Linked DNA regions of Mus musculus: all the other regions are linked to region 3. A link is a loop called in an ENCODE intact Hi-C map of the cell type or tissue named here. Cell type or tissue: heart. All regions are shown on one strand.

Evidence for each region. Hi-C counts contacts between places; a loop is a spot of excess contacts. Peaks named below come from ENCODE experiments on the same cell type or tissue, not always from the same donor. Only the 100,000 strongest peaks of a DNase experiment are listed, where the experiment ranks them.
Region 1: a loop joins it to region 3, with 5 times the contacts of the local background. A loop is called at or near these places in 17 of 42 quality-filtered maps.
Region 2: a loop joins it to region 3, with 4 times the contacts of the local background. A loop is called at or near these places in 38 of 42 quality-filtered maps.
Region 4: it touches region 3 in a loop (7-fold over the local background); 41 of 42 quality-filtered maps call a loop at or near these places.
Region 5: it touches region 3 in a loop (5-fold over the local background); 28 of 42 quality-filtered maps call a loop at or near these places.
Region 6: it touches region 3 in a loop (2.4-fold over the local background); 4 of 42 quality-filtered maps call a loop at or near these places.
Region 7: it touches region 3 in a loop (2.7-fold over the local background); 4 of 42 quality-filtered maps call a loop at or near these places.

What each region holds. Positions count from the first base shown.
Region 1 is chr11:69,430,642-69,434,641 of GRCm38, forward strand. It overlaps Dnah2 (dynein, axonemal, heavy chain 2), which reads right to left. Exons shown (of 86, transcript NM_001081330.1): 73 at 2,213-2,339; 74 at 418-604; 75 at 109-257; 76 at 1-16. Among named protein-coding and RNA genes, the nearest start is that of Kdm6b, 16 kb to the left of the region's middle. In heart, a CTCF peak has its summit at 1,643 (motif pointing left); DNase peaks (open chromatin) are centred at 1,630 and 2,140; H3K4me3 peaks cover 273 bases; H3K27me3 peaks cover 403 bases.
Region 2 is chr11:69,255,726-69,259,725 of GRCm38, forward strand. It overlaps Gm40039 (a long non-coding RNA gene), which reads right to left. Exons shown (of 4, transcript XR_879967.2): 3 at 2,993-3,133. Among named protein-coding and RNA genes, the nearest start is that of Gm40039, 4.4 kb to the right of the region's middle. In heart, CTCF peaks have their summits at 2,244 (motif pointing right) and 2,815; a DNase peak (open chromatin) is centred at 2,786; H3K27me3 peaks cover 443 bases.
Region 3 is chr11:69,511,840-69,515,839 of GRCm38, forward strand. Dnah2 (dynein, axonemal, heavy chain 2) reads right to left here. Exons shown (of 86, transcript NM_001081330.1): 11 at 3,782-3,964; 12 at 2,837-3,051. Among named protein-coding and RNA genes, the nearest start is that of Dnah2, 35 kb to the right of the region's middle. In heart, a CTCF peak has its summit at 2,224 (motif pointing left); no DNase peak of the experiment used is centred here; H3K27ac peaks cover 669 bases; H3K27me3 peaks cover 1,034 bases.
Region 4 is chr11:69,265,530-69,269,529 of GRCm38, forward strand. No RefSeq gene overlaps it. Among named protein-coding and RNA genes, the nearest start is that of Gm40039, 5.4 kb to the left of the region's middle. In heart, CTCF peaks have their summits at 897 and 1,951 (motif pointing right); a DNase peak (open chromatin) is centred at 942; H3K4me3 peaks cover 689 bases; H3K27ac peaks cover 1,980 bases; H3K27me3 peaks cover 892 bases.
Region 5 is chr11:69,399,079-69,403,078 of GRCm38, forward strand. Kdm6b (KDM1 lysine (K)-specific demethylase 6B) reads right to left here. Exons shown (of 24, transcript NM_001017426.2): 15 at 2,998-3,203; 16 at 2,839-2,903; 17 at 2,681-2,752; 18 at 2,437-2,585; 19 at 2,185-2,299; 20 at 1,915-2,102; 21 at 1,629-1,770; 22 at 1,118-1,244; 23 at 862-1,032; 24 at 1-771. The coding sequence ends at 748. Among named protein-coding and RNA genes, the nearest start is that of Tmem88, 2.8 kb to the left of the region's middle. In heart, a CTCF peak has its summit at 2,307 (motif pointing right); DNase peaks (open chromatin) are centred at 423, 903, 1,243, 2,363 and 1 weaker place; H3K4me3 peaks cover 950 bases; H3K27ac peaks cover 1,133 bases.
Region 6 is chr11:69,185,989-69,189,988 of GRCm38, forward strand. It overlaps Alox8 (arachidonate 8-lipoxygenase), which reads right to left. Exons shown (of 14, transcript NM_009661.4): 5 at 3,847-3,950; 6 at 2,621-2,793; 7 at 1,986-2,132; 8 at 1,675-1,878; 9 at 761-847; 10 at 475-644; 11 at 183-304; 12 at 1-83. Among named protein-coding and RNA genes, the nearest start is that of Alox8, 9.9 kb to the right of the region's middle. In heart, no CTCF peak of the experiment used is centred here; no DNase peak of the experiment used is centred here; H3K27me3 peaks cover 705 bases.
Region 7 is chr11:69,191,404-69,195,403 of GRCm38, forward strand. Alox8 (arachidonate 8-lipoxygenase) reads right to left here. Exons shown (of 14, transcript NM_009661.4): 4 at 121-243. Among named protein-coding and RNA genes, the nearest start is that of Alox8, 4.4 kb to the right of the region's middle. In heart, a CTCF peak has its summit at 1,602 (motif pointing right); no DNase peak of the experiment used is centred here; H3K27me3 peaks cover 502 bases.

The DNA.
Region 1 (4,000 bases), 81 kb before region 3:
TAGAGTCCTCCATCACCTGGAAGCACAGGGGTGATGTCAGGACCGAGGGGAGGGTGTGGACAGGCAGGGGCTGCTGGGCTGTGTGAGCAAGAAGGCAGAACCACGGACCGATTTCATGTTTAGCACAGGCGGTTCAATGAATCGAGAGCCAAGGTTGGACACGATGAAGGAAGTAACACAGAATGCCACTCGGTCCTGACGCAGGGAGCGGACGATCAGCATCCGCTGCATCTCATTGCACGCATTCTCCCACTCACCTGCAGACGAGAGAACAGCAGCCCTGAGAGTCAGTCAGGAAGGAATCTCAAAGGTGGAGAATCTTCAGGGGCTGCATTTGTGAGTGTGTGGGGTGGGTGTGGGGTGGATAAAGGGAAGGTCAAACGGGCTCCGAAGAGGCGGGGGCTGGCAGCCTGGCACCTGGCAGCATGGCCTTCTCCGGGGAAGAGTTGGTGTACCACAGGTGCCAGTCCCGAGGGTACTGCTCAAAGGAGTTCATGAGCCCATGGAAGTTGGTCAGTTTGTCCAGTTCTGTGATATTATCCCAGTAGGCATCTGCCAGCCAACTGGTACATGGATTGTCCATTTGGCCTTCACGATCCAGGACCTTGGGGAAGAGAGAGAAGATGCCTAGAACCCTCAAAAGGAAAGTTCCTAAAATAAAACAACAACAACAAAAGACAAATGTTTGTATTAGTTTTGGGGTTTTTGGTTTTTTTTTTTTGGTTTTTTGTTTGTTTGTTTGTTTTGTTTTTTTGAGACAGGGTTTCTCTGTGTAGCCCTGGCTGTCCTGGGGCTGGCCTCAAACTCAGAAATCCGCCTGCCTCTGCCTCCCAAGTGCTGGGATTAAAGGGGTACGCCACCATGCCCGGCTCTAAATGTTTGTTTTAATGAATATTCCAACTACCCTGATCTGGTCATCACACACACACACACACACACACACATGTATGTACTGATACTGAAACACCTCATTGCAAGCCAGGCATGGTGCCTGTCACCAAAACACCCAGGTGCCAGGCTAGACAAGAAAATGACCAGGAATTCAAGGTCAGCCTGGGCTATACAGTGCATTCTAGGCTAGCATAAGCTATAAAGAACCTTATCTTAAAAAAAAAATTAAGCCACGCTATACCCAGTAAGACTGTGCAATTGCTATGTTTTTTTAAGATTTATTTTTATTGTTGTATATTATTAATATAATGTATAATGTTATTATATTGTAGTTGACTTCAGACACACCAGAAGATGGCATCAGATCTCATTATGGGTGGTTGTGAGCCACCATGTGGTTGCTGGGACTTGAACTCGGGACCTTTGGAAGAGCAGTCAGTGCTCTTACCCGCTGAGCCATCTCACCAGCCCAATTGCTATGTTTTAATTAAAAATAAAACATGATATTTTAAGTTATCTCCTCCCGTCGTGTGTGTGTGTGTGTGTGTGTGTGTGTGTGTGTGTGTGTGTGTGTGTGTGTTTGGTGTTGGTTTTCTGTGAAGCAGAGTGAATGCCTAATGAGGAGACAGGAATCTAAGATGGACGCAAAGCCACCTTTACTGAGGGATGCATGGTGGGGGGGCACTGCATACCCACAACAGTTAAAGTTTAGGAAGCTGATGCCCTCTGGTGGCTTAGTGGCAGAAATAGCTCCAAACCCACCCACTGTTGGCATACTCCTCCCATCTGTTCTTATACTCATGCTTTTAAACGAAAATCTGTGTTTTTCCCTCCACTTTGGTGTGTGTGCACACGCCGCGTGTGCGTGTGGTGTACGTGCAGGTGTGCAAGTGTGTGAAAGGCAGAGAATGATGGTGGGTGCCTCCATTGCTCTTCACTTATTCCCTAGAGATCAGATCTCTCCCTGAACTGGAAGCTAGCCAATTAGGCTAGGTCAGGCTAGGTGGGTGGTAAGCATCTGTCTCCATCTTTCACTGTCCTGCTGAGGTTATAAGTACATGAAACTCAGCTGACTTTTTTTTTTTTTTTAAGGAAGAGAGTCAAGTATACCTGGGTTTCATGTAAGAGGTGATCAGATGACCAGCTTGAAGTGGGTCTCCAGAGTCACGTAACAAGTCAGCCCCTCAGCCCCAGGTGCTCCGAGTACTCACGTTTCTGGGGAGCCTTCGATTCTGCCCTCCCTCTGACTTGGCCTCCTCCACACACCTGCTGCCATCCCCATGTGACCCCCGTGCAGGGAGGTGCCCTCCCACCAACTCACCACACCCCCACGCAGGAAGAAGTTGTACTCATCCATGTTGAGCTTGCCGGACGTCTCCAGGATTTTGGCGCACATGTGAAAACTGAACAGAAGCTTGTGGCGCTCAAAAAGGGTTCGGCAGGTGTACCTGGGAGGCACAGAGGAATGGGCAGGGAAGATGGAGGGGGTGGAGGAATGTGGGGTGAGTTGCCCCGCACGAATGCTCGCTCAGTGGGTAACGGTCACAGCCTTACCCAGGAGGACTGTAGCCAGCGTCTAACCCAAACCTCCTGGAAACAACCAAGGCCCCGGGGGCCTTGAGAGATTGAGTTTTCCCAGTGTCCATCCATAACTAGGCATTTAGTTCCATTAAATAAACAAAACATTGATTTTTCTCTCACTATCTTGCTGGGCACTCTGTAGCCCTGAAGACACAGATAAGTAAGCTATGGTCTAGGTCCGTGAGGAAATCACAGCTCAGCAGGGAGGCAGCGTGCTCTGACATAGGGACCCAGAGGCCGTCATGATGAGCTCAAAGTGGTGTCTAGGGAACTGAAAGGCATGGTGCCCAGCTGTGTCTGATCCTGAGAGCAGGTGTCTTGAGGTGTGTAGGGATTATCCGGTGACATGAGAGGCACAGCTGAGTGTTCCAGGGAAGACTCGCAGTGCAAGGAAAGCCCAGGAGGAAAGGGCAAGGAATGCCCAGGGGGAAAGGGCACACACGGGGTGAGAGTTAGCAGTGCTGCCCACACAGCTGGTGACAAACTGAGGCAGGGGGAGGCCAGGTCACAGAGGCCTTTCGGGATCCCTCAAGATATGACAACCACTAAAGAGGTTAAGCCAGGAGCAACAGGGTCATTTTCATGCCTGGTAGTCTGACAGACACCCACAACTGGAGAACAGACTAGGAGGGACACAGGGGCAGGGTAATCTACTGGGGGCGGGAGGGGGGAGAGATGCTGTGCAGTTTCTGTGAAAATATGCACTAAGGTCCAGCCCTGGTAGGCGGGGCAGGGAGGGGGACGGGATCAGAAATACCTATAAGAAGAACCCAGCAACTGCCTTGAGCTGGTCAATTAGAGCAACTTCAAGTTGCTGGCATGGGTGTGACGTGGGTTGGCAGCTGTGCCATTCAAAGATGAGGACCCTGGTAAAAGAGGGTGGAACACAAGTCCACCCTCGACCTGAAACAAGCTGGACTTGATGGGTCTGTAGAGGAGTCCAGGAAGAGAAGTACTCCGCTGTCCAAAATGTGATCCACAGGCTGCCATGGTGGTCGGCAGCTAAAGGAGCCTGCTGCCAAGCCTGGGGGGACCTGGGTTTGATCCCCTAGAGCCCACAGGCTGGGAAGAGAGAACGGCCTCCTGTCATCTGACCACTGATCTTCACAGGCTGGCTGTGCCATACATGTGCATGCCGCCTTCCACAGAGAATTAGTAAATGAATGTAAGTTTTAAAAATTCAATGAAAGATGAAATAGACCAGGATCGACAGCTCCTTGGAAGCTGATTAAAGAATCACAGAGCCCAGCCGGGCCGTGGTGGCACAAGCCTTTAATCCCAGCACTTGGGAGGCAGAGGCAGGCAGATTTCTGAGTTTGAGGCCAGCCTGGTCTACAAAGTGAGTTCCAGGACAGCCAGGGCTACACAGAGAAACCCTGTCTCGAAAAACAAAAAAACAAAACAACAACAACAACAAAAAATCACAGAGCCTACCAGAGACTTCCTGAATCCCAACCTGGGGGCAGATATCAGGTGTGTGTGTGTGTCTATGTATCTACTGTGTATAGATCTATGTGTGTGTTCATGT
Region 2 (4,000 bases), 260 kb before region 3:
AGAAGGTGGTTAGCAGTCACCTGTAACCCAGCACCATGGGATCCATCTTCTTCTGGCTTCCATGAGCAACTGCGCTCACCACCCCCACCCCCAATTAAAAACAGTCAAGCTCTTCCTCCGTTTGGCATCTCCCCTAGGTCTCGCCCCTATTTCTGTTAAGGTCCCCCTGCTTGCCTTCACATTGAGGGATGGTGCAGAAGATGTTTCATCATCATCATCATTATTATTATATTGAGTTATTTTATTAACATGTGTGTGCTCACACATGCGGAGGTCAGAGGACATCTTGGTGGAGTGAGTTTTCTCCTGCCTTTCCAAGCATTTCTGGAATCAAACTCAGAAGGGCAGGCTTGTGTGACAGGCACCGTTACCCACTGAACCATCTCAACAACCCAAGGACTTTTTTTACATTGTGGAATAAACACTGTACTTTTGAGTTTGTGCCTGATTTTTTTTCTTTTCTTTTCTTTTTAGATTGAGACCACAGAATTGTTTGGAAATAGAACTGACTAAAGATGGAAATAATTATGAATCCAAATAGAGTCCTCAGGGTTTTTTTCCTTGGATGCCTTTCTGAGTCATGCTGATTTTAAAGCAGCCCTTCTCATGATTCCCTGCTCCTCTTTAGTTTTCCATTTTTGCCATTATGTTCTAAATTTCCAAGAATTTTTTATTCTCTGGTTGCTTCTTTTTCTTCAGCAAATGGATATATATATATATATATATATATATCATAAATTTTTCAATTTTTACCATTTATAAATGTACAGTTCAATGGTAGTTAAGCAACTGACATTTTTGCATGATCACCGTCACTGTAGATATCATCTCCAAGAAAACTGGGCCTAGTCTACAGTGGCTACTTCTCCCTACTATCCTATCCGACTGCTCTGTTTTCTAGCAGTTTGCCTGTTCTGGGTACCTTATGTAAAAGGAGCTGCTGTCCTCCGGCTTTCCCACCAGCGCATCTCTGCGTTGGTACACACACTGAATCCCATTTCTGTTTCCACTGCTGCTACACTTCGATGATACACATTTACTACTACAAGCTGTTTGCTACAATCCAAGTCTCCGCCCTTAATGGTATGGACAGGGGGGAATCGGGATGCTGAGACTGCTCTGCCTTACCCACGGTTTCCAGGACTGATGATGGTTCTGAAAGGCTTGGGAGAGAAGGTGTAGGCTGAGGCTCTAGAGATGGTGTGGATTCCCTGACCGTGTCCACAGATCATCTTTAGCTTCCTGCACTGGCAGGCTGTCTTCTTCCCTCAGTACAGCCCGGACTGTATGATAGCGCAGGAGTCCATTCTCTTGCAGATCCGCCACCAAGGGCATCCCCAGAGGTAAGGCTCTGATGCCTCAGGCTTGAGCAGTCTGTAGAGACCATGTGTACCCAGGGTTCCTTTGCCCATGGTTCTGTGGAGACCATAATAAGGCAATACTGCTCTCTCTGGGGCTCAGTTTCCCTCGTGGGAGCTGACATCAGAGTGGTGGTGGTGGCAGGAGGGCAGCAGAGGCAGCCACTGGGTTGGAGTGACAGCTGGGATTTGCAGAGGGCTGCACCTGCCTCTTTAGGCTTTTCAGCAAGCTTCCTTCTCTGGCTGACCACAGGGCCAGACCATAGATAACAGATCTTCCTCCTAGGGTCCTACAGCTCAGAAACTCTGCCACCCGGGACCCTTAGGCCCATCTGCCTCCCAGGAGCCTCCCTTGAGCCTAGGACAACTTGACTCTCAACAGGAAAACAGCCCTTTCCTTCTTTTTTTCTCCTGACGTATCTTCTCCAGTTTTGAATTTGCTGGAAACGATCAGCTTTGTTGCAGTTTCATTGCTGTCTGTCTCTGTTTGCTCATTTGCGTGTGATAGGTTTCAGAGACGAGAGGCAAGTGAGAGGTACGAAACCTGGCATCAGTGAAGTTACTGAGCTGTAATTTTCCAAGGCCTTACATTTTCAGTGTCGTTTCTATTCCATCATCTTTTTATCTTTTTGGATAGTTATGACAGTTGATTCCTGACGTTCTAGTCCATTCTCAATTAACTGCACAATCCCGACATGTTTTCTTTGGAATTGTACTTTCAAACCACAAAGTATTGTGGGAATGCGATGTGATCAGGACTATAAATAGCAGCAACTGCATGCTTTTGAATCAAGAAAGATGTTTTAAATTGATCTAGATGTACTGTATGCAGACTACCAGGCCTTAGGGTGGAGTCCTGGTATCTAGACTCTGAAAAAAAACAATATTGTCCACCAGGGGGAGCTGTAGACCATGTTTAAGTTATTTATTTATTTATATTTTTCTTTTGTTTTGTTTTGGGTTGGGTTAGTTTTTGTTTTGTTTTAGAGACTGTTGCTTTATGTCTTTCTTGAGCCACTTTCGAACATGATTCTCTGGACAGTGGGTTTAGAGAAGGCAGAAGAGCGTCCTGGGTAGGGCAGGGAACCTGACTGTAGGCCGGTCTGGTTCCAGGTAGACAACTCTGGGGTTATCGGGTTTGACTCTTCCCCTGTAACCGGCTTTGTTGACCACGAGGCTTACCTTTATTTACTTTTTAAAATTCATTTTTTGACAAGTTCACACATGTATATAATACATTCCGGACACACGCATTCTCTTTCTTAGCTTCCTCCTACCCCAGTCTTCCCCACAAGCCCCCCTTCCATCACTGTGTGTTTAGTTTTGTTCTGTGGCCCAGTATGTTTAACCAGGGCCACCTGCATAAGTACACACACCTCACTAGTGGGTGGCTTCATCACCCAAGCAAGATAAGGACTCCCTTCCCCGCAGCAACATTGGCTGCCCATAGGGGGAGCCCTTCCCCACCCGTGAGTGAATGCTGGCAGTTCCAGTCTTGTGTAGTCCAAGTGCAATGGCTATGGGTTCCTGAGTGCAGTGGCCATCTCACGCCCAGAACAGCACTTCCCAGCTTCCCTCCCCATCCTCTGGCTCATACCTTCTTTCCACTTTCCTCTTCTGTGATGTTCCCTCACCTTGGCAGGATGATCTGGATATCCTGTTGATAACTGAGCACTCAACAGTCACTCTCAGCATTTTGACCAGCCATGAATCTGCAGTAAGCATCATTCACTGAGAAGAGAGCCTTCTTTGACACAACTAGGAGCAACACTGGCCTATGAGTATAAACACAAATATTTAGGAGGTGGTTTGACAAGACTTAGCAAGACAGAAGTAGTGTATTCACCCTGAGGGCCTAGGGCCTCTCCAGCTACGGACTTTGAACCGGGTCCAAAGTATCAAGTATGAATGCCATCTTGTGTGGCAGACCTCAGATCCTCTCGGGACACAGGTGGTTACCCCCATGACAATCATGTCACTATTGCATTAGTGGACACATCTTGCCTAGCAGGTTGGTATGGAGGCACACAAAGGAGAGTCTCCTTTCATGGTGGCAGATGTGGCTGCGAGGCTCCAGCCTCTCATCCTCCCAGACTTAAGTTAAAATAGCCCTACTTGCCTGGAGACTTCAACGAACGTCTAAAGTTCAGCTTTCAATGCAGGACGCTCCCCTAGAAATCTCTGTAACCTTACCTCAACATCCACAAGGGAGTTGTATGCATGAGCCACCACAATAGAAACTGGTCTATCTTGGTCAAGGATTCACCCTGAAACCTAACTCTGTCACCAGGCAATGTGATGGGTTAGCCCGAGTTACATAGGGCTAACGGTGGAGCCAATGTGACCCAGGTGACAAGAACTGAGAAAGCCACATAAACCCTGCTCTGCTACCAGGATGGCTGAGTGGGAGGGCACTGCACAGCCCTCAGAGAGCAGGCTGGAAGGAGAGGATGGGCAAGACCCAAGACACACAGAGGGATTCGTGAGACCAACACAGGTCTCAGGATCAGCTTCACACCCAAAGAGACTCCTTCCTTGAAGTGTGACGAATGGGCAGTCTACAGTGATGACTTCGGCGTTGTGGCACTGGGAGGTGACACAGTCAGGGTTTGGCTTGTGGCTAAGGGGATGCTGGCAGGTCT
Region 3 (4,000 bases):
ACAAACAAACAAACAAACAAACAAGCTGCAGGGGAGGGAAAAGCCTGTTTCTAGCAGATGACTAAAGCAGTCATCTGTCCTAATCACACAGGCATCTCATGCCACCTTCTAGAAAGCCGAGCCGTGCAGAAGACACTGACTGTACAGCGTGGGGCCAAATCTCTGACATGATCAACTTAAGACAGGAAAATGTCATGATTGAAATGCAATCCCTTATTTTTGTTCACAGCTTTGATGGCATTATGAATGTAAACTTTCAGATTTATAGGCTTATTTATTTAGTGTCCGTGTGAGTGCATGTGTGCCTGTGTGTGCCTCTGTCTGTGTGTGTGTGTGTGTGTGTGTGTGTGTGTAGGTCAGAGGACAATTTTCGGGAGTCAGCTCTCTTCCCACCACTTGAGTTCAAGGGATGGAGCTGAGGTCATCACTTTTTAGAGCCGTCTCCCTGGCTCTACACACTGCTCTCATATTTGATGGAGAAAGGACAGAGTGGCCAAGTACGCTCACACCCACGTTAGCCCACGGTTGTCCACGAGGGAGACTCTCTAGCATAGCACCTTTGGGGATATCCAGCCCTAGGCTGGGTGGTGGTGCCACACACCCTTAGTCCCAGTGTTTGGGAAGCGGAAGCAGGTGGATTTCCATGAGTTTCACACCAGCCTGGTCTACAAAGCAAGTTCCAGGACAGTCAGAGCTGTTACCCAGAAGAGCCCTGTCTGGAGGAGGAGTAGGGGTGGGGAGTGGTATTCAGCCCTATTACGAGCCTGCAAATGTTATAACCAATTAAACCGTTTGTCTATATAAATATATAACTAGCTGTGAATCTGCTTCTATACTATGTAGATAACCAGTTATAATATAATCTGGGCCTAATGTTCCTTCTTTTTCAGAATCTCAAATCAGTAAGAGGCCATTTAAAACTTCGAGTTTTTGGGTTTGTCTTTTTGTTTGTTTTTGAGACAGGGTCTTACTATATGATTTGCCTGCCCTGTAACTCCCTGTGTAGACCATGCTGACCTGGAACTCATAGAGAAACACTTACTTCTGCCTCCCAGGTGCACCACCAGATTAGAGACACGCACCACCATGCCAGGCAAGACTTATCTATTGTATTTCATGTGTGTAAGTGTTTTGCCTGCATATGTGTACATCATGTGAGTACCTGGTACCAATAGAGATCAGAAGAAGGTGTCATGTCCCCGGGAACTGGAATTACAGATGTTTGTGAGCTACCACGTGGGTGCTGGGAACCAAACCCAGGTTCTCTGCTGAGCCATCTCTCTAGCCATAAGAGGCAATTTTATGGCTCTTTTGGCCCTACCTTGTGCCAAAGCTTCAAAACCAGAGAACCTCACCGGAGCTGATGCCCACCTCTCCCCGACTACTTGTCCCAAACCTCATCTTCCTACACTTCGTTCCTTAACTGCTCATCTGTGTGGCTTCTAGTGTCCGCACCCCCAACCCCCACTAAAGCCCGCCCCCCACTAAAGTCTGCCCCTCACCCCTCCTGCTGCCTCTCCATCTTGGTTCTTCCACTTCCTGTGTGTCAGCTCTTCCTGGTCAGGCACCTTCGGTTGTCCAGAACATAGTCCCATCTGTCCCTGGACCTCCATCTCCCTTCTGCACCCTTGTCCAGCAAATACAGATGTTATGAGCTAAGGCCAACCCTAGAACAATGGCCTGGGAGCTCCGGAATGGGCTCTCACCACAGGGCACACAGGTGATGGCAAGGGAGAGCCCAGCCTACCACATAGAAACTTATCTCCTGATTAGGAAGACGAGGCACCAGAGGATTCACGCCCCTGAAACAGACACCTCACCACCCCGGCTTTCTCCTTTTCTGCTCTTGAGTAAACCTTGGCCGAGAGAATGACAACATGGCCCCTTGAGGACAGGGACACCCTGCATCAGTTCCTGGCGCATACGAAGTGCCCACTGTTTGTCTGGTTTGGGGGTTTATTTTGTTTTGCTTTGGAATGCGGCCCAGGCTGGTCTTCAACTCAAAACTCTCCTGCCTCAGCTTCCTGTACTAGGATACTAAGAATGGGCCACCACACCTGGAACTCACTGTATATTCTTAATAATTGATGAACTAGTTGCCTTTTTAAAAGAACAATGTGAAAATGACATTTCAAAGCTGTGGGAGAGAGTGCTGTCTTAGGAAAGCTCAGACTAGCGAGCAGAGTTAGATGACTTAGCTGAGCTGTCACCGCCATCTAGTGCCGGAACAGTGACATCACTAGTTTAGTACATTGGTGAATTGTTAAAAATCATAGTTGTAGTCTGCTTGCTTGCTTACTTTAAATAAGCGGTAAAAACTAATTTTTTTTCAGTACTCAGGACTGAATTTAAGACCCCAGTCCCAATCTCGGAAAAACTAAATTTAAGAAGCGATAGCTATCGGGTGGCAGTGGTGCATGCCTTTAATCCCAGCACTTGGGAGGGGAGGCAGAAGTGGTGGATCTGATTCTGTAGCCAGCCTGGTCTACATAGTGAGGTCCAGAACAGCCAGGGCTACACAGAGAAACCCTAGCTCAAGGGGGAAAAAGAAAGAGGAGAGAGAAGAGGAAGAAGAGGAGGAGGAGGAAGAGGAAGAGGAAGCAGTGACAGCATCTGAGTATGGTGGAGTCCAGCTGTAATTCTAGCACCATACTGAGGCCAAAGATCACTAGTTCAAAGCCAGCCTGAACTACATGGTGAAAACCAGCCTCAATTAAAGCAGACATCAGGAAAGATAGGGATGGAAGAGGGGACCCAAGATGGGAGTTAAGGTCTTGGGAGAGTGAGAGGAGACTAGCACCAAGGACAGGGGGAGGTGCCAGGGTGGGTCCTGTACTTGTCAAAGTTGACATCCAGCATGCCCACTTTCTCCTGGCTAATTCGTAACAGTGACATGTCCAGTCGCCGAATGCAGTCCTTGTCCAGCGTCGCTGTCCACTCTTGGAAGGTTTTTCGAACCATTTCATCAATGGCTTGAGCCATCTGCTGATAGGTATGTATGCTCTCCTCGCCAGTCCCAATATGGGGCAGGAAGTGGGCTCCGGAAAGGCACTGGGTAGGGGTGGGGGAGACAAAGGGGAAGCTCATTTATACAGACCTGCGACACAGGTACCTGCTCACCCCTCAGCCCCTGGAAGGAGGCTGAGGCTGTGCTACAGAGGGAGGACGCCACACTGTGAAGGTGGGCGCACAAGGAGAGGCAATGTGAGCACCCCCAGGACAACAGCTGGAGGAGAAACACAGGGCCTGAGGGCTTCTAGTTCAGGGCACCCCGGGCCCACCTCAGCCCAGTCATCTGCAGCCTCCCTCACTTTCTCTCAGAATAAATCAAGGACAGCAGGTAAGGAATTCCACCAGCTTTCACCCCTACCTGCACCCCAAAGCTAGAGTACTGACAGGTTCTCACTGGATAGCTCAGGTTGGCCTGAGCTCAGTACTCAGCAACAAGAGAAAAGTCCTGCCCTCTCCTTGCTCCTTGTTCCTGTTTTTCCAGAGAGCGCAGGTTCTGCTGGCCCAGGTCTCTGGACCTCCAGGTCACATCCCTGTCCTGTTACTCTGACTTCCCAGATGACAACCTTATGTCTCCTCCCTACCTTCATACAGAATGTTAAAATGACCTTTGTGCCACTCACCACGCCTGCCAGCTCTGCAAACCAAATCATGGCTTGCCTGAGGACTGGCCTAAGGATGCTGTCTGAACTCACCCTGCCCGTCCCAGGCTGTACACAGTCCGTACACTTGGTGTTCACCAAAGACAGTTCAGAAGAGGCCGGGCACTTACGTTCATGACTCTGTCTATGCGTCGCCGAAGGATCCGCACCCAGTGGGCCTGTCCAGAGTACTGAGTCATGTATGGCTCCAGATATGGCCATTTCTTGTTCAGCTCCCGGTTCACCAGGGCTAACTCACTATTGAACAGCATGTAGAGGTCGACAGCCTTTTTCTCATAGGTTCGCATGATGGCCTAAGCAACAAGGGGACACGCTCCTTGGGGCTAGGG
Region 4 (4,000 bases), 250 kb before region 3:
TAGTCTAGAGACGCTGCAGCTCTGATTGGCTGTTACTCCATCCAGAAAAGAGGTCGGTTTCCTCACGTGATGAAGCCTGACCCCGTCACGTGATGAAGCCGGACCCTGGCTCCAGGCGTTATCCTCACCCTGTGTACTGTGGGTCCTCTGGTAAGTGAGTCTGTGTGTTCTTTTCTCGAGTCTTACTCTTGGGAACTATGTGAAAAATAAATAATTTTAATAACCACAGAACTAGGCTGGCTCAGTGGTTAAGAGCGCTGGCTGTTCTTCCAGAGGACCAGGATTCTATTCCTAATATCCACGTGGTGGCTTACAACCATCTGTAACTCCAGTTCCAGGGAATCTGACATCTTCTTCTGGTCTCCCTGGGCATCAAGCACTTGTGTGGTGCACAGATACACATATAGGCAAAGAACACATACATAATTTTTAAAATGTTAAATACAGAACTATGGGCTGCGATGTGTCTGCGGCAGAGCCTAGTATCACCCCAGGTTCCATCCTAGACCCCAAAACAAATCCTCTTGCTAAGGCCACTTCCATAATGTGTTGAGTTCTATGCCTCCAGCTGTGGGGGAGGGGTTTCCAGAAATGCTCTCTGCCTTGTAATTCCCTAGTGTTTTCCCAATTCCCAGAGGGCAAGTTCAACCCCACTATCTGCAGACCATCTCTCTGTCTTGGGAAATTTTAAAAACTAAAAAAAAAAAAAAAAAAGATGTATATCTTTAAGAATCACATTGCTGTAAAAGGACGGCATGGAACAGCAATTCCTCCCCTGTCTTCTCTCTTTCCTCTTCCAGTAAAAGAGACATTTCCCCCAAGTGTGCGCTCTGCCCCGCCCCCTCCTTTCTGTTGAAGAGGCAGCGAGCAAGCGCATCCTCTCTCCTCCCGCACCTGCAGTACTCAGTAATGGCCGCCTAGGAACTCAAATCAGTACACAGACTTCTTCCTCCTCCCCCACCCCCACACTCTGTATTATATTTAGTCCACCATGTGACTTACACATAGGCAGTCTCCCAGGATCCGGCACTTGGGTTGTTTTCACTGTGGCTGTGAGCGTCTCAGAGGTTTTCTGTCATGCTGCATAGATAAGCGAGTACCTTACAGTGTGTGCTTGTGCTGTCAAGGGGGAAGTGCAAGGTTATCAGGTTCTCTCAAATGACCATCGGAGTATGATGTCCAACCTTGGATCTGGGGTTCTTTGCCAGTCTATTAAGTAGGGAAAAATGGCATTACTGGTTTTTATCTTACATTTCTCTCTGAGTTTGTATTTCACTTCTGTTCATGTGTTTAAAAGTTCTTTAGTATTTATCTCCTCCCTCACCGTGTGTGTGCATGTCTGTCTGTTTGTCTGTCTGTGTCTAGATCCCTTCTTCTACAGTGTGGGTCCTAGAGGTCCAATTCAAGTCATAGGGCATGTTCTTACCCACTGAGCTATCCCCCTGGCCATTATTATTTTTTAAAAAGATACTGTTTATTCAATGTATATGAGTACACTGCAGCTGTCTTCAGACACACCAGAAGAGGGCATCAGACCCCATTACAGATGGTGGTAAGCCACCATGTAGTTGCTGGGAGTTGAACTCAGGACCTCTGGAGAAGCAATCAGTGCTTTTAACCACTGAGCCACCTCTCCAGCACTATTACTATTATTATTAACAACAGGGTCTCTCTATGTTGCCTAAGCTAATCTTGAACTCACAAGAGTTCCTTCTGCCTCTGAATGCTGGATTAAAGGTGTGCACTGTCATGCCCAGCCTAAGGTTTTTGTCTATTGTACTAAATTTAGTCATTTTATTTAATTTCTGGGTTTTTTGTTTGTTTGGTTGGTTGGTTGGTTTTTGGGTTTTGGAGGTGTTTTTGTTTTTTGTTTTCTGTTGTTTGGCTTTGTTTTGTTTTTAATTTACAAACAACGTGCCCTTGTAAAGATCTGCGTGACCACTAGAGGGGGAAACGACTCCAAGTTTAACAGAGGCAGCACCTCCCAACCTCGACCTTTCTCATCAAGTGTTAAGACTTTTCTTCTAGCCTCACTGTGTGTGACTGGGCACAAAGGCTTCTGCCCATACGGATTGCACACACTGGTGCCACAGCTCCCTCCTGGGTCCTGATGACCCTTCCCATGCCCTGTGAATACCTGGTAACTGAGCCGTGTGGGTCCTTCCTTTGCGGTCTCTGTACTTGGCTTGGACCCTGGGTGGTCAGGTCCTTTAGGAGTCTCTTCCTCGACCGCTCCTGCCTCTCGCTCAGACTCAGGGACTCTGAAGTCCATCTCATCCCCAGGCAGCTATCGACCGCCTGTCATGTCTGCTGCTTAAGCCACCGTTAGCCGGCTTCCTACACTTGACCTCTAATTGAATTTCCTTGGAAACTCAGTGACAAGATTGATTCCGCCTAATTGAGTCAGAGATGGACTCTGGGTGCCATTCATACTGTCCGTGTCTGCCTGGGGCTCTCTGGGCTGAGGCCCCCAGACTCTCACCATCTTCATCTCAGTAAGGAACCTTTTACTTTAAAGGATCCTGCGGCTCTTTTTGGGGGGAGGCAGGGATAGGGAGGCAGGCCTCAGTGATCAGAGGACAGGAGATGCTTGTTTCTAAATTTGCTTTGTGTTCTTGTTCAGGTGCAATTCTGAGGGAAACAAAACAACCCCAGACCAGAGCGGAAGTCCTGGCTTGCTCAAAAGCAAGTTCAGAGATGAGTACAATGTACAATGTCGTCTGGCTTCTAGGAAGTCGGCGACTTAAACTTTTCTTCTTCTCCTTCAGTGTTCCTGGTATGACTCAGTAACGCAAAGGCAAGTGAGGGAAATGTGGGGGCTGCTGGGCTGTCGATCGCACGGCACTAAGTTCCAGGTAGACAGCAGAGAGACGCTCTGGGTGCCGATGTGTGGTAGGGTGGTCACAGACTTTAACTACATATCCCGAAAAGCTAGAGAAAGAAGCGTGGGTTAACAACCGAGATCAAGAGCCCTTCCCCCACCCCTTGGGTTATTGGGATAAAGGTTAAAAATTGTCAGGAAAGAAAATGATGAAGTCTTTTACTGTGGGTCAAATCCTTGTCACAAGCACCCCGCACACATTCCCCCCCCCTTTCAAAAGATGAAATCTCTCTGGTGGGGTAAATGGGAGACCTTATTGATCGCTGTCAGACTTTTCCCAATGCCCTGCTGAAGCAGCAGCTGCCAAGGCCAAAGCCAAGCACCGATCCCAGGACCCACAGAGAGGAAGGCTGGAGCAGGAACCACAGAAGCCATCTCCTCAGTTCTTGAGTCCGCTGATACCGCGAGTGCTATCGCCACTTCTGCTGAAGGACCTGCGGCCATTTCCAGAGGCAGTGGGAGCTGACAATCAAGTCGCCTGAGTTATTTATCCTGCTGTGGCCACGGCAATCACTGACAGTGTTAAAAGCCCTTGTAGCTACCTGAGGGAGATTCAAAGCTGGACAATGACACTGGGAGGAGACTTTAAACCTGTTGCAGACATCCCACAGACACTTCCTTTCCATTGAGGGGAGCTAACATGGCTGTCTTGCCTACCACTCTAAGACTGGAGACTTTTGGGAGCCTCTGTCTACGCTGTGCCAGCTTCAGAGGACCCTCAGAGGACCAGATCCACTGCATCTTCAGATAGCCCCTCCTACAGGTGACAACCCAGTGAGGAAGAAGCCCCCATGACAGCTAGTAAAAGCACTGGCAGATGAAGGATGCTTCTCTAGCAGCCTGGGAGCCCTCCCTTCTATAAACTACCTAATTTCATCACAGAAGGGTTTTTCTAGTCATCTTTTGTCTTTATCACAGGTAGAACAGGTCAAACTAGTTGCATGAAGTACAGGCGATTCCTGGGGCGGCTAGTTCCAAGCACACTAGCACCCCGCCCCCAGAGGGGTACAGAAGAGCCCAGGCAAGAGCTGTGAGCAGAGACTTCCAAAAACAAGAGACTCCCGAAGACCAGAGGTAAGCCCTTGCCCCGGAAGCACTCATGGGTCCTGACAGCCATCA
Region 5 (4,000 bases), 110 kb before region 3:
CAGACGGGCCAAGCCCGGACATACTGGGGCGCAGGGAAGGCCCAGGAGTGGGCCTCCCAAAGAGGCAGGAGGGATGGCTTGGGGATGTAAGAGGTCGGGTTTTCCCAAAAAAAGAGAAAAAAAAAATGAATAAATAGAGGTGAGTGGGACTGTTATAAATTAAAAACCAAAAAACAAAAAGAACAAAAATACGAATCATAACCAAGTGAATAAACAAGAGACATATACAGGGATCACAGCTAGCATTGGAAGTAAAAAAAAAAAAAAAAAAAAAAAAAAAAAGGAGGTCCAGGGGTAGGGGTAAAGCCCATAGAGAGAATCTCATTAAAAACCTCGGCTGCCGAACGTCTATGTACACAACGAGCCGCGAACGTCTGCGCCGGCGGGCGGCGGGCGGGCGCGCGGCGGGCAGGCTTGAGGGAACCCGTATGTGACCCCCGCCGCCGCCGGAGCCTGGTCCTTGTGTCTGTTGCTAGAAAGGCCAAAGTCGGTGAGGGGAGGCGCTGGTGGGCGAGAGGCTGCCAGCCCCCTCCCCGTCTCCCATTTTTTTTCCTTTTTTTTTCCTCGTATTTGTTAAAAAAAAAACATTTTTTTTTTCTTAATAAATTAAGTGAGGGGAGCTGCCAATAGGGTGGAAGGGCTGGGCCCGACCCCCTTCCCGGCCAGAGGCGGGACCTAGGTCCAGCCCAGGCGTGTGCTGGTGGCCCCGCCGCGCCCAGCGTGGGCGGGCGAGCGGGGCGTCCGGCCTCATCGAGACGTGCTGGCGGGAGCCTGCGGGGAGAAAGTGGGCAGCTTCAGTGGTGGGCGGATGGGGACCGGCCGCTCCCGCGCCCCCTCTGGAGCCCAGGCGCTCGCTCTCACCAGTGTGAAGGCATCGTAGGCCTGCGCCAGCTCCTCCGTGCGGTACTGCTCTAGCACCACCACGCCCTGTAGGCCCGCGCTGCGACGGCGCGCACAGCCCTCGCAGTGCACCAGGTACGTGTTTCGGCTGCCATTCTCACTTGTAACGAACAGGATGTTGAACACCTCCACCTGGCCAGGAGAAAGCGGCTGTCACTAAGAAGTCACTACTACTGTTAGGTCTCTTCCAGGCAGGGGGAAGAGCTTGCACACTTACGTCGCATTCGTTGCAGTAGTAGGCAGGCTCGTCTTTGACACGGCCTTGGTAAGCGATCTTCTTCCCTGCCCGCACCAGGCTCTCCCGCTGTACCTGACAGTGCTTCATTGACTGCAGGAGGCAGAACCTGAGCAAGACCCAAAGGGTGGGTGTTGAGACAAGGCTCCAGCGGGGTGCCAAGGCTGGAGGATGGCAGATGGGCAGGGGTGGAGCTCCAGAGACCCTAGCCCCACGGACTTCCCTGGGCAACCCTCCCTTTCTTTTCGTTTCTGAGTTGCATTTCCCGTCTTGAATATGTCACACTTGACATTTCAAGGTTTTGTGTGTGTGTTTGGACCACAGGAAACAACGGCTATGAGATGAGAGCAGGGCTTCTGTCATGTCCCCAGCACAGTGACACTTAAGGTCTTAAGGACATGCTGCAGACGCAGGGGAAGAATGGGGAGCCAGGAAGAACAAGGGTGGGGAACAAGCCAGGTGGGACGGGCTGGTAACCAAACAGGGGTCTCACTTGATCATCTTGAACAAGTCAGGATCGCTGATCTTGACCGTTCGAGCGACGTTCCAGGACACATGAATCATGGGCACAATGGACTTGACGTTCTTCACCTCGTTCCACTCATATCGCTCCAGGGCCAGCTGGTACTGATAGGCTGTAGGCCAGAGGAAGTCATGCAGGGGTCTCAACCAGCCCCCGGCCCCTTCTTCCCTCAGACTCTGATTCTCCAGACCCAGTTTTCCCCTCCAGGGTTCGCTCCTCATACGTACCCCATGATGACCCGACCCCAGCCTCTTACCGGTGAGGGGCCCCACGTTCCAGGCAATGTTGTTGCACCAGCCGGTAGCCTGCACCCAATGTACAGTCCCTGCATTAATCCACACAAGGTCTCCAGGGCGCTGCACGAAGCGGTAAACAGGAATATTGGACGCATAGAGGTCATCCAAGATTGGCCACCAGGAACCAGTCAAGTAGTCCACACCATGCCTGTGGAGAGGGCAGTCACAGGGTCAGGTGGGAAACCCAAGGACCCGAGGTGATAGGGTGACTTGCAAGGGGTGATGCGCACCGGTCGCAGAAGGCGCTGATGGTCTCCCAATAGTGCTCATGTACCGCGAACCACTCGCAGTCCCCAGGGCCAATGTTGATGTTGACTGAGCAGAAATTGTTATTCTCTTGGTGGCCTGCAGAGGGAGATAGAACGTCACAGAAGGTCTGATGCAGGCGAGCAAGGAGCGACAACCACGCCCTTTGCCCTCATTGGCTAAGGCCTAAGAGTGCGCGCAGCCAGCACAGTACGCATGCGCAGTGGAAAGCACACCTGGCGTTCGGCTGCCAGGGACCTTCATGTATAGCTGCACGGTGTTCATGCCCAGGATGGTGTGGCCCACGTGGCTGAGCATGTTGCCTGTGGATGTTACCCGCATGAAGGCGGGCAGTTTCAGCAGCTCCTGTAGCTGTGGCTTCCACCTGTGGACACAGGAATGCCGACGAAATTAAGAGGGTGTCCCAGACCAGTACCTAGCAGGGTTGCATCCCAGTTTCACTGGTCTAGCCTCACTGACCTCTTGGCATCAGACAGGTCGATGTTAGTGCCAAACTTGATGATGTGATGGTTCTTGGGGTCCGGTGCACTGCTGCTGGGGCAAAAATCACAGACAGGTTGATGGCGAGCCAAGGGAGGAGAGAGAGAGAAGCAGGGAGGGACAAACTTGTACTTCACCTGGGAGAGGTTCCTGTAGTGCTGTCTGGTTCCTCGGATTCCTCATCCTCACTCTCCCTCTCCTCCTGCTTGGTCACACAGGTACGTGGGTCAGTGACTTCCTGAAGCCCTGACCCAGTAAGCCCAGCACCCTTACTCCCTCTTGTGCCTGATCCTCACCTGCAGTGACTCCTGGAAGGACGAGGCCTGGTACTGTGCGTATTTAGCGATGGTGGTGTGGGAACGGGAGCTCTCACAGGGCCAGATTTGTCTGGTACCTGTCAGGTCCCAGTTCTCGTCTGAGGGCTGCTGTACTTGGGTACGGACCTCCACCGTATGTTCACCGCTCGCCTCCACCAGAGTCTTGGTGGAGAAAAGGCCTAAGTCTGAAAGGAGTGCCAAACAAGATGTCAGTCAGGTCAGAGGCTCAGCTCACCCCTTTCCTTCCAGGCCAGGGCTCTGACGACGTGGACAGAGATTTGGCAGAATTCAGCACCAAGGAATGGGCACGAATCACAATCCTAGGAAGCTGACGAGGCTGCCTCCTTCTCAGCCCCTTTCTGCAACTACTTCATGCCTCAGGTCTCTCGCCTAGAATTCTTAGGCATTCATATGCCCACATGCTAGAAAACCAATGAATGGCTCAAGTGAAAGATTTAGTCGAGCTTCGAGTACCTCCCAAATGACTCCCTGGGAGGAGAGAATGTCCAGGTATAAAGGACACGGAATTGATTTTTATGTTTCTTCATTGTTTCCTCTGGTTTTATACTGCTTAAAATTTTGCATTAAAAAAAGGAAAAAAAAAAAACTAACCATGGATGAGAAGTAGTCTATAATTCATTCTAATTCTCTTTTGTTTGTTTTGTTGTTTTTTACAGACCAGACAGGGTTTCTCTGTATACCCCTGGCTGTTCTGGAACTCACCAGGCTGGCCTCAAACTCACAAAGATCTACCTGCCTCTGCCTCACTGCTGGGATTAATGGTGTGTGCCAGCCCTACCTGGCCACTCTTTTCTTTTCTTTCTTTTTCTTTCTTTCTTTCTTTCTTTCTTCTTTTTAACTTATTTTGTTACTCTTTTTTCCCCCTCTTCCCCTTCTCCCTCTTGCTCCGGCCCATAGGTTCCTTATTATTTGTTTCTCATTATGGACGGTTGTGAGCTACCATGTGGTTGTAGGATTTGAA
Region 6 (4,000 bases), 330 kb before region 3:
TGCATGCTTGGCTGAGCAGGTGAATATCACCATGGTGATATACTGGACCAGGGCTTCCCGGGTATCCAACAAGGAGGGCATACCTGTGGGAAGAGCTGGGCTGGGGCCAGGCATCCTGGGGAACTGAGGACCTCACAGAGAGGGTGGGGTGGTGCCGTGCCCAAGGGCTAAGGTCCCTGTACCTGAGCTTTCTCGGCCGAGGAAGCCCTCAGAGAAGATCTCCCTCACCCAGGCCTGGAGCTCTTGGTCATCTTGGACGGATGTGTCACTTGGATAGTAGATGCTGACTATTTCAGAGACAAAGCTGCAACGAATACCTGGATTCAATCCCTGACTCCAAACCTGCTCCTCTCTGAGAAGCACCATTGTCCAGGGCAACCCACACAAGGCCTCCTTGGTGGGAACCTTTCCAGTGCACCCCATCTCCTGCCCAGGCTTTCTGCCCATGTGGCTTCCTGGGGATGGTTCCCTCACCTCTTTATTGCCCCCCAGATCTGCATCCCATCATCTCGGTAATAGTAGCCTGGGATGTCTTCCACACCTCGGGCTCGGATATCTTCAGGGAGACACAGGACAGAGTAGTTCAGCTGCTCCATGTTTCTCTTTATCAGGTCAGAGAATCCCCCAGTGCCAAGGCCTGTGGACTGAGGGAGAGAACGCCTAGCTTCAAAAGCAGGGGCAGCAGAGATACTAGGGTAACAGGGGCCATGCCCACCCCAGATCTCCATCTTCTTCCCACCCCTCCAAAGGCAGCTCCTACCTTGTCTATCAACTTCCCAGGGGCAACGAGCAGCTCCCGGGCAAGCGTGTTGATGTGCAGTGTGTACCGAATGTGAGGAATCAATAGCTGGAAGGAGATGGCAAGATGGGGAGCTCAAACCTGTTCCCCCAAACCAAACGCCCTGTGAGTCACACAGAGAGTCAGCAAGGACACTGTGCAGTTTGTGACAGCGTTCCCTGCCCAGTGAAGAAGGTTAGGGAGGCCCCATAGCATCTTGTCTAAGGCTTTCCAGCGGGCCTTTCTTCCCGCTGACACCAGATCAGTTTGTCAATGAGAACCTTGGGAACTTCCTGAGATGTCCTATCCCTCTGGCAGTCAGAGAGCCATGGAAAGCAGGGCTGGGGCCTGGCCCTGTGGAGCTGTTCCTCACAGCGCACTCAGAGAAGCAGGTGCTGGGAGTCACAGTCAGAAGACTCAGAGTGGAGAGCATAGAACAGGCCTAGGGCCTCGCTGGATGCATGTGTTTCCCTCACCAAGTGCACATTTCTCTGAGAAGACAGGGCTTCCCCTCCCAGGGAGGCTTACACTTTCTGATTTCTGCTTAGACATTCTCTTAGGCCCTGGATATGACCTTACCCTATGTTCTTCCGTCAGAATGGGAGCCCTGCATCCAAGCCTGGGACGATAAGGTCAACTGAGGGAAGGCCACTTGGAACATGAACCAGAAGATACAACATAATCCAAGGAATCTATGGGATTGGCTGCAGGCTACACCACCTTGTGTGTTTAGAGAAAGGGTCTCTGTGTAGTAGTCCTGGATCTCCTGGAACTGTGCTATGTAGACCAGGTAGGTCCCAAAGTCATTGTGATCCTCCTGCCTCAGCCCTCCAAATGTAGGGATTAAAGGTGTGTGCCACCATGTCTGGCTTGGACCAACTTGTTGAGCCACTGACCTTGAAGAGAGGGTGACACCTAGGCAGCTGACGTAATGTGGCCAAGGCAAAGACTTCTGGAATCAGATGGGCATGCAGCAGATGTGTGACAGCCTCATGGATGTAAAACTCAGAATTGCGAACCCAGGTCTTGGCCAGCAACCAGTCCCACGTGTCATCGCTGGGCAGGAAGATGGGGTTGTCTGGCCCGGGAGTCTGTTTGAGCTGGTGGACCAGAGCAGCAGAGAGTCAGGCAGTGGCAGTATCTGTCACCCACTCAGTGGGACCCTCTGTACTCTGCCATTGCCCTTGTCCCCTGCCTTCTTACAGACCTGGATGGCAATGGGAAGCAGGGGTCCGGACCCTGAGCTCTGGTGTAACAGGGTCATCGGGGCTGCAGAGAACTGAGGCTTTCCATTGAGGATGTTGGTGTGGACTCCAGAAAGAATGCCATGATCCACCAAGAACAGGGAGCCCTTCTGCAGGAGAAAAGGGAGCCCTGAGTGCACCTGGCTTCCTAAAGCAGGCGGCAGGGAGCAGGGAGAAGACCCAAGGTTGGGGCTGGAGAGATGGCTCAGTGGTTAAGAGCACTGACTGCTCTTCCAGAGGTCCTGTGTTCAATTCCCAGCAACCACATGGTGGCTCGTAACCCTCTGTAATGGGGTCTGGTGCCCTCTTCTGGTGTGTCTGAAGCAAGCAATGGAGGTTTACTCATATGCATAAAATAAATAAATCTTTAAAAAAGAGAAGGAAAGGAAAGGAAAGGAAAGGAAAGGAAAGGAAAGGAAAGGAAAGGAAAGGAAAGGAAAGGAAAGGAAAGGAAAGAAGACCCAGGGTTACCCAGGGAGTCCATTTTGAGAGTTGGTTCTTGGCATGCAAGGCAGAGTTGGTCCCTCTGTCTCCAGTAGGGGATGAGCTTGGAGAAACTAATAGGGTTTGCAGAGCTTGCAGTTTGGGCCCCACCCACCTCCAACTCAGCCTGCAGACTGGTTCCAGGGCCCAGCACTGGGGCCACCATTTCATCAGTGACCGGGAAGTTGTTTGGGAGACTGTGACAGCGGCGAATCAGGACCGGGTTGATGCCATTTAGGAACTGGGAGGCGAAGAAGGCATCTTCCTGCCAGTGTGCAAACACATACTCTGCAGGAGGGGGGAGGAGGAGAAAGGGAGGAAGGGGGAGAGGGGAACCAGTCACCAAGGCTCCTACAGGTCTCTTTTGACCCTCCTGGGTACCTATTCATTTCTGACCTGGATTTGGTTACTGACTATTCCTTAATCTCAGCCATCATCATCATACACACCGTCTACCTGAAACCAGCTCGTGAGGCCCACTAGCCTCAAATGCAGGATAACTGTGAGTCTTCTCCACCACAGCCTCCACAGCCCTCTTGGCATCCCAGGGCATGGCGAGTTGTCTCCTTGACTGTACATGGCAGAACCTAGAATCTCCCTAGGCAGCAACTTCCTTCTCCCCGCACTGAGGGCCACGGACTCTCCATCCTTGGTGTCTCTGCCCATCTGTCCACTTTATCCCTACACAGCCACAGCCTTGATGAGGCCACCAAACTCTGTCCTCAGCTGATAGCCCATGGCTGATCATCCTGCTGGCCCTCTGGCTCCACCCCATGGCCTGGAGCACATTCAGTAGAATCATTCGCAGCAGGTTGCTAGTCCCTAGCATCGTGCTCGGGAAACCCCTATTCTTCTGTCTTTAGGACCTTCGTCTTTCCTGTTCTCAGTCCTTAAAGGACTCTCTGCCCCATACTTCATCCTCAGTGTAAATACCCACTGAACTCTCCCCCTCCCCGTTAGAACTTCCTGGGACACCCTGAAAACTAGGGTGGGTCCCCCTGTCACCTAATTCTGAAGCCAACAAGCCAAGGAACAGTAATGATGTAATGATGTGACGTTGAGTCTTATGAAAAACCACAGCCTGACTTCACTGTGAGGCCTCTGTCCTCAGCCCCAACCATAGTTTAACTGTTAGATTAGGTCAAGGGTCCCCTCTGCCTACCACCTCTTTCGTGTCTATGGGACAATTTAAGGTCTAGGAGGAAGGGCATGGAGCCCAGCTAAAGTCACAAGGTGAATTGTTGCTCATAGTTAATTAGTTAATTAATTTTGTTCGTGCTTCCTGGCAGAGATGGGGACTGATATCCCAGAGAGGTTAGGATGCTGGCCCCAGTGGCTCACCTGCTGCTGGAGTCTTGCGGAAGTTAAACAGCCTTCTCATCTCCCTCAGACTCCTCCAGAGTCCTGTGCGGTCCAGGAGCCCTTTGACTTTCAGCTCCGTATACCTGATGGAAGATGGGAGGTGTGGGATAAGGCGCTAGGCCCCAGGAGACCC
Region 7 (4,000 bases), 320 kb before region 3:
CCTGACTTCCTTTGACGATGAACGGCAATGTGGAAGTGTAAGCTGAACCCTTTCCTCCCCAACTTGCTTCCTGGTCATGATGGTTTGTGCAGGAATAGCAACCCTGACTAAGACACTCACGCGGAGTGGGCTTTAAAGAAGAGTTTGGCATTCTTCATCGCAGAGTACTTGATGTTGAGGTCCAAGTCTTTCACAGTCTCGTGGTCAAGGCAGCGAGGCCAACCTTCAATGTAAGTCTTCCAGCTAGAAGTGGGACAGACAGGTGAATGATCAGCAGCAGCTTCAGGAGCCCTTGCATGGAGAGAGAAGAATCCCTGCCCCAGGGGACCCTGGCCACAGCCAGCCCCCTTCTGCCAGGAGGGGCTCTCCTGAGACCCTCCCTTCTATGCTCACTGGGTTGGATAGAAGCTACATGTCCCCACAGGGAGACTTCTGAGCATATGACCTAACTTGGGTCAACAGGAGGAATGTGAGGTTGGAGCCCTGGGGTCTCTTAAGTGTCTGGATTATAGTGTGTAGATGTCGGGAACGTGACCTAGAAAGGAGCTTAACATTTGGTGTTTGGGTCATTTAAAAATTAGTCTTTTAGAGTTGAGGCCAATGTAGTGAGACCCTTTCTCTAACCAAAACAAAATTTAAAAGGCTGGGAATATGGCTCGCAGTAGAGCACCTGCCTAAGATGGACAAGGCCCTAGGTTCAATCTCCAGCATAAAAAAACTAAAACTAAGGGGCTGGAGAGATGGCTCAGCGGTTAAGAGCACTGACTGCTCTTCCAGAGGTCATGAATTGGATTCCCAGCAGCCATATGGTGGCTCACAACCATCTGTAATGAGATCTGATGTCCTCTTCTGGCCTTCAGGTGCACATGCAGAAAGAGCTCTCATGTATAAAATAAACTTTTAAAAAAAATCTTAAAAAGTAAAAATTAAACATCAAAAATTACTGCACAGCCTGAAAAGATGGCTCAGCGGTTAAGAGCACCGACTACTCTTCCAGAGGTCCTGAGTTCAATTCCCAGCAACCACATGTAATGGGCATGGCTCACAACTATCTGTAATGGGCAACCAATACAGTCTTCTGGTGTGTCTGAAGACAGTGACAGTGTACCCACATATATGAAATAAATATGGCAGGAGCAGCAGGGCTCGAAGAAAAAGTTCCTGCACTTGTTAAGCCTAACGTGTTTGACCTCCACATGCATATGATTGGTTGTGTTCATACACACATAACATGTAAAAAAATTAATTATAGGGAATTTTTTCTTTTTCTGTTTTTTAATTTTTGAGACAGGGTTTCCCTGTGTAGCCCTGGCTATCCTGGAACTGGCTCAGTAGATCAGGTTATTCTCAAAATCAGAGCTCAGTCTGCTTCTTCCTCCTGAGGGTTGGGGATTAAAGGCATGCACAACACTGCCCAGCACACATTTAAAAAAATAAATAAAAATAAAAATATTAAGATGGCCCTGGATATAAATTAGTAATGTGTGTTTACTCAGAATGCAAAAGACTTAGGTTCAATAACCAGTATTCAACAATTTAATAATGAAAAATGTTTTAGATTTGAGATTTTGATGTCAACGGGCAGGTTGCAATTAAAGTGTTCTGCCACCAGGTGGTGGCCAAACTCTTTGTCTCAAGCAACCCAGTACTGGCTTCATGTGGGGAATCTTGGTAAAATGGAGATTCTCACTTGGTAGGTATGAGGTGGGCCTGAGTGCTTGCCTTCTCTGACTGGCACCAAGAAGATGATAATGCTAGGGTTTGAAGCCTTACTTCAATTGTAAGTGCTGAGGGTCCACACTGAGAATAGATGGGGAACAATGCTAACAGCACACATTTAGGCAGGGCTTAGATTTCATGCTGTTGAGTACTTTTATTTTTGTAACAACAACACTTCTGCTCAAATTCTTGGCCCAAGAGGAACCACTCAGAATCATCAGGACATGGGAACCAAGGAACAGCTGGGGACAGGCTCCTTCAGGTTTCTGTCTGCTCCCTAGAACTGACCCTGTGCCACAGCTCTCCATACCCAAATTCATCCTGGAGAGAACTAGTCTCCCAGGAGTATTGACGCTCAGGCTTGCAGGAGGGACAAGCCACAGTTAGAGACAGCAAGACCAGCTAACACCAGAGATAACCAGAGGGTGAGAGGCAAGGGCAAGAACAAAAGCAACAGAAACCAAGGGTATCTGGCATGATCAGAACCCAGTTCTCCCACCACAGGGAGGAGCCCTGTATACTCCAACACACCAGAAAAGCAAGAGTGAATTAAAGTCACAGATCATGATGATGATGATAGAGGACTTTAAGAAGGACATAAATAACTCCCTTGATGAAATAAATACAGGAGAACACAAGTAGAAACCCTTAAAGAGGAAACACAAAAAAAATCCTTTAAAGAATTACAGGAAAACCCAACCAAACAGGTGAAGGAATTGAACAAGACCATTCAGGATCTAAAAACTGAAATAGAATCAATAAAGAAATCACAAAGCAAGACAACCCTGGAGACAGAAAACCCAGAAAAGAGATTAGGAGTCATAGATGCAAGCATCACCAACAGAATACAAGAGATAAAGAATCTCAGGTGCAGAAGATACCATAGGAAACATTGACACAACAGTCAAAGAAAATACAAAATACAAAAAGCTCCTAACCCAAAACATCCAGGAAACCGAGGACACAATGAGAAGGCCAAACCTAAGGATAATAGGTATTAAAGAGAATGAAGATTCTCAACTTAAAGGGCCAGTAAATATCTTCAACAAAATTATAGAAAAAAATCCCTAACTTAAAGAATGAGATGCCCATAAACATACAAGAAGCATACAGAACTCCTAATAGACTGGACCAGAGAAGAAATTCCTGCTGTCACATAATAGTCAAAACACTAAATGCACAAAACAAAGAAAGAATATTGGAAGCAGTAAGGGAAAAAGGTCAAGTAACATATGAAGGCAGACCTATCAGAATTACACCAGACTTCTCAACAGAGACTATGAAAGCTAGAAGATCCTGGGCAAATGTTATACAGACCCTAGAGAACACAAATGCTAGCAAAACTCTCAATTACCATAGATGGAGAAAACAAGATATTCCATAACAAAACCAAATTTACACAATATCCTTTCATAAATCCAGCCCTACAAAGGATAATAGATGGAAAACTCCAACACAAGGAGGGAAACTATACCCCAGAAAAAACCAAGAAGGTAATCTTCTTTCAACAAACCTAAAAGAAGATAGCCACACACACAAATTCCAACTCTAACAACAAAAATAACAGGAAGCAACAATCACTATTCCTAAATATCTCTTAGCATCAATGGACTCAATTCCCAAATAAATAGACATAGACTAATAGACTGGATACATAAACAGGACCCAGCATTTTGCTGCATACAGGAAACACCCCTCAGTGTCAAAGACACTACCTGGGAAACAATTTTCCAAGCAAGTGGTCCCAAGAAACCAGTTAGAGTCGACATTCTAATGTCGAATAAAATCAACTTTCAACCAAAAGTTATCAAAAAAGATAAGGAAGGACACTTCACACTCATCAAAGGAAAAATCTACCAAGATGAACTCTCAATTCTGAACATCTATGCTCCAAATGCCAGGGCACCCACATTCATAAAAGAAACTTTAGTAAAGCTCACAGCATACATTGCACCTCACACAATAATAGTGGGAGACTTCAACATCCCACTCTCATCAAAGGATAAATCATGGAAACAGAATCTAAACAGAGACACAGTAAAACTAACAGAAGTGATAGACCAAATGGTTTTAACAGATATCTATAGAACATTTCATCCTAAAACAAAAGAATATACCTTCTTCTCAGCACCTTATGATACCTTCTCCAAAATGTACCATATAATTGGTCACAAAACAGGTCTCAACAGATACTAGAAGATTGAAATAATCATATGCATCCTATCAGATCACCCCGGACTAAGGCTGGTCTTCAGTAACATTAAAAACAACAGAAAGCCCA